Regions from separate parts of the Homo sapiens genome. Here region 2 is linked to region 1. The links are chromatin contacts, found by Hi-C or POLR2A ChIA-PET in ENCODE. All regions are on one chromosome and are shown on one strand. The core of a region is the stretch at or near the end of the contact, and the rest is flanking DNA. Distances in the headings are between cores, read along the strand shown.

Region 1 (4,113 bases), core at 992-3,491:
GTTAAACCCCATCCTTTGTTCTCTTGGCACTGCTGACTTGCTGATCCTGGCTAATTCCCACTCCAAGTTTGCTTTTTCTCTTTCTTGAATTCCAGGCCACTCAGCAATGCTGGGAAGACTTCTGATTGGCTCTATAGTCTTTGCCCGATGCTCTCAGAATCATGGTCACTGTTGCCACAACAGCACCTTCTCCAAGCTCCAAGTCTTGCACCTGGAGGACTTCTTGCTGGTCTTGGCAGAGGACTGCCCAAATCGACACTTCAATCACCAAGCCTGCAAGCTACCTCCGTGCTGTGGTCCCTCAGTCCGTCCTAGATTCTCCATGACTTCTCCGTTTCTGCTAACAACAGTGAATTCACACTAATAGCCATGATGTAAACCTTAGCTTTATCAGTGAGGCCTTTTCCCTTTACTTCAGGATATCTTGAGTAATGGTCATTTGTTGTCTTAACTCTCCATCTCAACTGTAAGTTTCTTCTTTGTATTTACTGCGGTGCCTTGCCCATAGCCTATGTGCAATATACATTTGCTCAACTTTGTTCAATTACTCAAGTTCACCAAGTTATATACTAGTATACAGCTAGTTAGCTATCAAGGCCTACTAAAGGCTAGGTCTCCAAGTTAACTCCTAGTTCCATATTCTAAATGCTGACCATGCTTTTTTCCTTAAAGCTTTCCAATATGCCTGCACCCCTACCCCATTCCCCTCCATCCCTGTGGTTCCAAAACACTGTTCTCTCTTCTTTCTCCTCTTGGACAATTTATTAAACATCCTTTTCTATTGTTTGTGCTTCATGGCTCAACTCTTGGCCCATTTCCTGTTCCTACACATTCTGCTTTGGCAATGTTAATCACACCCTCATGCACCATCCTCTTAACATTCTTACCCTCTTTCCTGGGCTCTGGATCCACAGTTCCACTTGCTTAATTAATATCTCCAAATGGATGTTTTGCAGGAACCATAAACTTAGTATAAGAGTACAAAACTAACCTAATTAGCAACTCTACTTCCTTCTCTCAAACCCACACCATTACTTTCCTTCCTGTCATCTCAATGATTTCAACATGTCAGGAAGCCATGGCCTGGAGAGTTTGTTAAAGTGATGTGTCTGGCCAGGCACAGTGGCTCACACCTGTCAGCACTTTGGGAGGCTGAGGCGGGTGGATCACTTGAGCTCAGGAGTTCAAGACCAGCCTGGGCAACATGGTGAAAACCTATCTCTACAAAAAATACAAAAATTAGCCAGGCGTGATGGTGCATGCCTGTAGTCCCAGGTACTCAGGAGGCTGAGGCAGGAGAATTGCTTGAACCTAGGACGTGGAGGTTGTAGTGAGCCGAGATAGCGTCACCGCACTCCAGCCTGGCAGCCTGGGCAACAGACCGAGACCCTGTCTCAAAATAAATAAATAAATAAATAAATACAGAATAAAAAATAAGCAATAGCCATTAAAATTTTTTAATTACAAAAAAAGTGATGTGTCAGTGGTCACCTAGCTAGTAAGTGACGGGGCTGGGATTTGAACTCAGGTATTTTCATTCCAAAGCCTTCATGCCTAAACCAATAAATCGTAATGCTTCCAGAATTTTTTTTTTTTTTTTTTTTTTTTTGAGAGAGTCTCACCCTGTCATCCAGGCTGGAGTGCAATGGTGCGACCTAGGCTCACTGCAACCTCCACATCCAGAATTCAAGCAATTCGCCTGCCTCAGCCTGCTAGTAGCTGGGACTACAGGTGCTTGCTACTGCGCCCAGCTAATTTTTGTATTTTTAGTAGAGATGGGGTTTCACCATACTGGCCAGGCTGGTCTCGAACTCCTGACCTCAGGTGATCCCCCTACCTTGGCCTCCCAAAGTGCTGGGATTACAGGGGTGAGCCACTGCACCCAGCCCAGAATATTCTATTTTTGTAAGACATCTACACCTGGACTTCCAAGAAGCCCCTCAATTCAGTATTGCAAAATGTAATTTATTTTTTGCCCACAAAATAGGTTCTGCCTTCCATTCTCTTGTAGTTCATGTGCCATCTGCCAATTCATCCAGCCTAGGAGTTGAACCTGACTTAACCCCCACATCTAGCCACAAGGTCCTCAGAATCTTCCTTGTCTCTCACCCTCTGCTTCATCCAGGCCCCCTTCATCTCACACCTGGACTAGTACAGTTGCTTCCTAACCACGTGCCCTGCTCCATCTGTTTTCCCTTTCATCTGACTCATTTTTCAAAAACCCACACATGTGTCATCATGTCACTTCCATGCTTTAATTGTTTCTGAGGCCAGATAATATTAGGCTTATGGAAAGTTTGAATTCATATGGGGGAAATACCTATGTATAACCCAACAAAACAGGATACAGAGTGACCATACATTATGCGATCAAGTATGTTTTTTCAAACAGCTCAGAAAAACAAGCTAGAATATCAAATATCTAAGCAATTCTCACTGGTAGAATTATGGGTGTGGTTTTTGTGTGTATTTTCTGTGCTTTGCCAATTTTCTTCTTTTTCAATGAAAATTGTAAACTTTTAGCAACTTAAAAGGTTTTAAAAACCTTTTAAGATTTTTAAACTTTTTAAACTTCCAAACTTTTAAAAGTCTCTAATGTTTTCAGGAAAAAAATATGTATATTCTTAACAGGCATTCAAAAGCCCATTGCAGTCTGTTCTTAGCTTACTCTTCTAAATCTAGCCTTGTACCTCTGTATTAATTTCTCTAGCCATTCTGACCTCTGATTATGCAGTCAGAAATATTCCTCCAAATGCAGCATCTACAATCTTGCCTCTACTCATTGCTCACACTTTCACTCACCCCCATCCCAGCGTATCTTTGATCTCACCCAGCAATCTCCCATCCTTGCTTCAAGGCTACTTCAACTGCTTCTCAGCAGCCTGGCCCTCAACTAGTACTCCTGGGGCACAACTGCTCCTTCATCTGCATTTCCCTTTTTTTTTTTTTTTTTTTTTTTTTTGAGACAAGGTCTCAGCTCTGTGGCCCAGGTGAGAGTGAAGTAGCAGGATCATAGCTCACTGCTGCCTCGACCTTCTGGGTTCAAGCAATCCTCCCACCTAAGCCTCCCGAGTAGCTGGGACTACAGGCAAGTGCCACCGCACCCAGCGAACTTTTAAATTTTTTGTAGAGATGGGGTTTTGCCCGTTGCCCAGGTTGGTCTCAAACTCCTGGACTCGAGAGATCCTCTGCCGTAGCCTCCCAAAGTGCTGGGATAGCAAGTGTGAGCCACTGCACCTGGCCCAGTCATCTGTATTTCCAAAGCACTTACTGTATCATATTATGTCAATTTGTGTATGTCTCTCACCCCTCAGCAGACTGAGGCTTTGTTGATAGGGCTTGTCTAGTCCATTTCTATGTTGCTGGTGCCCAGGAGAGTGAGACTGGCACACTGAATTTTTTAATTGAACAGTTCAATTTTTTTCACATTTTTCTTTCTTATATTATGAACCTAGTAAACTGAGTAGCCACAAAAAAGAATTTTCTGAGTTCACCGTTCAGTTCTAAGTGAATAAAGAAAAGTTGCCTTTAAGATATACATATATATATATATATATATATATATATATATATAAAATTTTTGAGACAGGGTCTCACTCTGTCACCTAGCCTGGAGCGCTGTGGTGGGATCTCAGCTCACTGCAACCTCTGCCTCCCAGGCTCAAGCGATCTTCCCACCTCAGCCTCCTGAGTAGCTGGTGGTGCATGACACCACACCAGCTAATTTTTTGTATTTTTAGTAGAGATGGGGTTTTGCCACGTTGCTCAGGTTGGTCTCCAACTCCTGGACTCAAGCAATCCACCCACCTCGGCCTTCCAAAGTGCTGGGATTACACAGGTGTGAGCCACCGCACCCGGCTGCTCTCCTTTCTTTCATTCCCTATCCCTTCATTTTCCCACTCCTATGGGCATTTGGGAAATGCCCATCAAATCTAACACAGCTTAAATGAAACACATTTAAGACTATTCTGAAGTAAGTATCTATTTCCACTTCCAGGAAGATTAAAGTTTTTCAGTTGTCTGCATATTGAAATTAAAAATATTCCATTATATCTTAGAAGTTCAACACATTGGACAGCTTAAGCAGCAGCTGATAATCTGGTGTGCTATGCT
Region 2 (4,113 bases), core at 815-3,314, 74 kb before region 1:
CCTGGAGGCTCTTAATCATGGCCCAAGGGAATGGCAAAGCTGAGGAAATACCTTAAGGAGTTGTTAGACAGCGAAGGGAGGAGGAGCAGGACGATGGCATCAGGAGCTGGTCCCTCCTGATGCTAACAGAGGAAAGGCTCCATTTGCTCAGTGCGTTGACCTGACTCAGGGCAAACTGACTCTGCACAATTGCAATTCATGTGGCAGGTGCAGCTTGCCCAGTGGCCGAGGTCACTCCTACAGCGGCCCAGGCATCAGGCCCTGGTGTTAGCTATTTATAGTTACACCTTCTACGTGGTGTCCCAGGAGCATTTCCTAGATGAGCTGGAAGATGAGGCCAAAGCTGTCTGAACCCAAGCTCTGGCAAGGGCGTCAGCACCTCAATCTGGATGGGCATTGCACATCTCTGACCTGCTGCAGCCCCTTCATATGGTGGATGACGCCCCACAACCCTGTAGAAATTGAAGCCTGCTCATAACATCACTGGCCTTCTTACCAACCTTGAGCCATGACAGAGCCCAGGAAGCCAGGAACTCACACATTTGGCCACTATCAAGGGAACATTGCCCTCCTCACACTCACTGCGTGCAGTGATTGAGCCCTTCTTGTAGTTTGTCTTCTTGTTTGAAGGATGTACAACCTAATCTTAGTTTTTCCCAAAGTTTCTGACTTTGTGATACACCCTCTTCACTTCCCAGTGGCACAACTGTTATGGGGGTAGGTGTGGCAGCTCTGAGCAGTGTTGGAGTCAAAAGTGGGAAAGATAGGGTCAAGTTAAGAATAATAAACTTGACTGGGCGCGGTGGCTCATGCCTGTAATCCCAGCACTTTGGGAGGCCGAGGCGGGCGGATCACCTGAGGTCAGGAGTTTGAGACCAGCCTGGCCAGCGTGGCAAAACCCGGTCTCTACTAAAAATACAAAAATTAGCCGGGCACGGTGGCGGGTGCCTATATTCCCAGCTACTCAGGAGGCTGAGGCTGGAGAATTGCTTGAACCTGGGAGACGGATGTTGCAGTGAGCCGAGATCGCGCCACTGCACTCCAGCCTGGGTGACAGAGTGAGACTCCGTCTCAAAAAAAAAAAAAAGAATGAACTTGACTCACCCCCGCCCCCGCCAAAAAAGATGTTAAATTACACTAGAGAAATAGAGATGGCTCTGGAAAAGTTTAGCAATCATGGTGCAAGGCCACTTAAGGACAGGGATTTTCAAACAGCAGATCACGCACCATGTTCCCAGTCCACTGGTATTGAGGCTATTTTTATCTCTCCGTGAGTTCCCAGATTTCATACTAGAGATAAGGCATCACTTTGCTCCAGGGACCTTATTACTAAAGATTCACCCACTACATACTAAGAATCTAAGGCAGTTACTCAGGGCCCAGGAAACTTTCTGGTCAGATGCCATCATCGTTCCACTTGGACCTGAGGGAAGCAGAGCACTGGACAGGGGGACAGGAGAAAAGAAGACAGGGTTGCAGAGAAAGTCACAGCTGACAATCTTGGCTGTCCTCCATCCCTGTCTGAGGAGTGGCGGGAGTGGGGGAATGGGTAGCCAGAGAAGTGGAGGCTCTGGAGCGGGGCTTCCCAACCTCGGCACCATTGACATTTTGGGCCAGATCATTGTTTGGGGGGCTGTACTGTGCCTCCTGGGATGTTTAGCAGCTTCCCTGGCCTCTACCCACAAGATGCTAGTAACACTACCTCCCCATCACCACTCCGTTTGTGACAAACAAAAATGTCTCCAGACTTTGCCACATGTCCCCAGGTGGGGAAGAAAGGGGAGGTAGGAAACCAGGTTGGGAACCACACTGCTCTGTCGTGTGAGAAGGCAAAGAACGGGAATACGACCTGGCCAGCTCCCAATTTCCTTTCTCCTTTATAAACATTTGGCTGTTTTAGAAAGCCTTTTTATGGATCTCTTAATTCCTTTCTCTTTTCCAGCCAGATAGCTATCTTTGCTTTCAGTCTAGACAGCCCACAACAGGCTGAGGCTTACCTGAGAGCCTCTCAGTGAAGCCTGTGGAGCTGGGTGGACAGCAGGAGGGTGTGCTGTCACAGGGAGCAGGCAGAGCACTGAAGTCTTGGCTGCACAGGGCTGTGGTACTGCGCCTGAGTGCAACCCTTAAGACTAATGGCCTTTCCTCAACTTTATCACAATGGTTCATAAAAATGGGGACCAGGGGCCGGGTGTGGTGGCTCACACCTGTAATCCCAGCACTTTGGGAGGCCAAGGTGGGTGGATCACCTGAGGTCAGTAGTTCGAGACCAGCCCAGCTAACATGGCGAAACCCTGTCTCTACTAAAAATACAAAAATTAGCAGGGCATGGTGGCACAGCCCTGTAGTTGCAGCTACTCGGGAGGCTGAGGCAGGAGAATTGCTTGAATCCGGGAGGCAGAGGTTGCAGTGAGCCGAGATCATGCCACTCAGCCTTGGTGACACAGCAAGACTCATCTCAATAATAAATAAATAAATAAATAAATAAATAAATAAATAAATAATTTTTAAAAATGGGGATGAGGGACAGGCAAAAAAATGGAATGAGTGAGAATCACTTGGGAGAAAATTATACACCCAAGCCCACCTGCCAGCATGCAGCCTCAGGCATATCAAATCCACAGGGCAGCAGGATGTGGGACAGATGTGTGTATTTCCGAAACACAGCTCACATGATTCTCAGATGTTGCTTCCTCCCACCCTCTCCTTCGAGTTGAATCACCTGCCAAAGGGGTTTTCTATGACATCTGCCCTTTATCACAGATGGAACTCTCAGTAACAAGTCAAAGATGTTTCTTGATGCATTATTTACAATGCTTACACTGAAAAACTGTGATGGAATATGAATGAAATTATTTCTATAAAGTTCCTAGAATAGTGGCTAGCAGATACTAAACCCTCAGGTTTTGGCTGTTACTGTGAAAACTGTTTTGGAAGGAGGGGAAGTGCTTAGGGTACAATTTAAATAAAACTAATAGGACCTCAGACTACAAACAGTGGATCTCTATTTTATTTTATTATTATTATTTTTTGAGACGGAGTCTCTCTTTGTTGCCCAGGCAGGGCAGTGGCACAATCTCCGTTCACTGCAGCCTCTGCCTCCCGGGTTCAAGTGATTCTTGTGCCTCAGCCTCTGGAGTAGCTGGGATTACAGGTGCCCACCACCATGCCTGGCTAATTTTTATATTTTTAGTAGAGACAGGGTTTCACCTTGTTGGCCAGGCTGGTCTTGAACTCCTGACCTCAGGTGATGCACCCGCCTTGGCGTCCCAAACTGCTGGGATTACAGGCGTGAGCTATGGCGCCCGGCCCGGATCTCTATTTTATTTTATTTTTTTGAGACGGAGTCTTGCTTTGTCGTCCAGTCGGGAGTACAATGGCGCGATCTCGGCTCACTGCCACCTCCGCCCCTTCAGGTTTAAGCAGTTCTCTGCCTCAGCCTCCCGAGTAGCTGGGATTACAGGCGCCCGCCACCATGCCCGGCTAATTTTTTGTATTTTTAGTAGAGACGGGGTTTCACCATCTTGGCCAGGCTGGTCTTGAACTCCTGACCTCCTGACCTGCCTTAGGCCTCCCAAAGTGCTGAGATTACAGGCGTGAGCCACCGCGCCCGGCCAGATCTCTATTTTATAAAGAGACACCTAGCCGGGCGCGGTGGCTCACGCCTGTAATCCCAGCACTTTGGGAGGCCGAGGCGGGCAGATCACGAGATCAGATCGAGACCGTCCTGGCTAAAACGGTGAAACCCCGTCTCTACTAAAAATACAAAAATTAGCGAGGCGTGGTGGAGGGCGCCTGTAGTCCCAGCTACTAGGGAGGCTGAGGCAGGAGAATCGCTTGAACCCGGGAGGCGGAGCTTACAGTGGGCCGAGATCGCGCCACTGCACTCCAGCCTGGGCTACAGAGCGAGACTCTGTCTCAAAAAAAAAAAAAAAAAAAAAAAAGAGAGAGAGAGAGACACCTATATAACACCTATATATGGGGGATCCCAGGTCAAGATTGAGCTGTGACAGTAGTCTATCCCTTGGATTCGGTCGTGAGTTCTATTGTGGATAAGGTTGGAGAAATTTGCTTTGATTTTTTTTTTTTTTTTTTTTTTTTTTTAAGAAAAGGAGA

The links. Hi-C counts contacts between places; a loop is a spot of excess contacts on that map. ChIA-PET counts read pairs that join two places held with the same protein, here RNA polymerase II (POLR2A). Pooled maps may share reads with other maps.
Region 2: a loop to region 1 is called in a pooled map, with 6 times the contacts of the local background. The contact joins two enhancer-like sites. A Hi-C loop is called at or near these places in 3 of 168 maps with a recorded cell type or tissue (dorsolateral prefrontal cortex, heart left ventricle and heart right ventricle), 1 of 37 single-sample maps with no recorded cell type and 7 of 50 pooled maps. POLR2A ChIA-PET finds 5 or more read pairs at or near these places in 5 of 52 experiments (HCT116, PC-9, activated T-cell and 2 more).

The regions. Positions count from the first base shown.
Region 1 is chr12:32,584,684-32,588,796 of GRCh38, reverse strand. The region is part of intron 4 of FGD4 (FYVE, RhoGEF and PH domain containing 4); the gene reads right to left. Among named protein-coding and RNA genes, the nearest start is that of DNM1L, 93 kb to the left of the region's middle. Within about 2 kb of position 2,241, at least 3 of the 41 ENCODE cell types and tissues checked have a DNase peak (open chromatin) inside an H3K27ac peak, as active enhancers do.
Region 2 is chr12:32,658,015-32,662,127 of GRCh38, reverse strand. No RefSeq gene overlaps it. Among named protein-coding and RNA genes, the nearest start is that of DNM1L, 19 kb to the left of the region's middle. Within about 2 kb of position 2,064, at least 3 of the 41 ENCODE cell types and tissues checked have a DNase peak (open chromatin) inside an H3K27ac peak, as active enhancers do.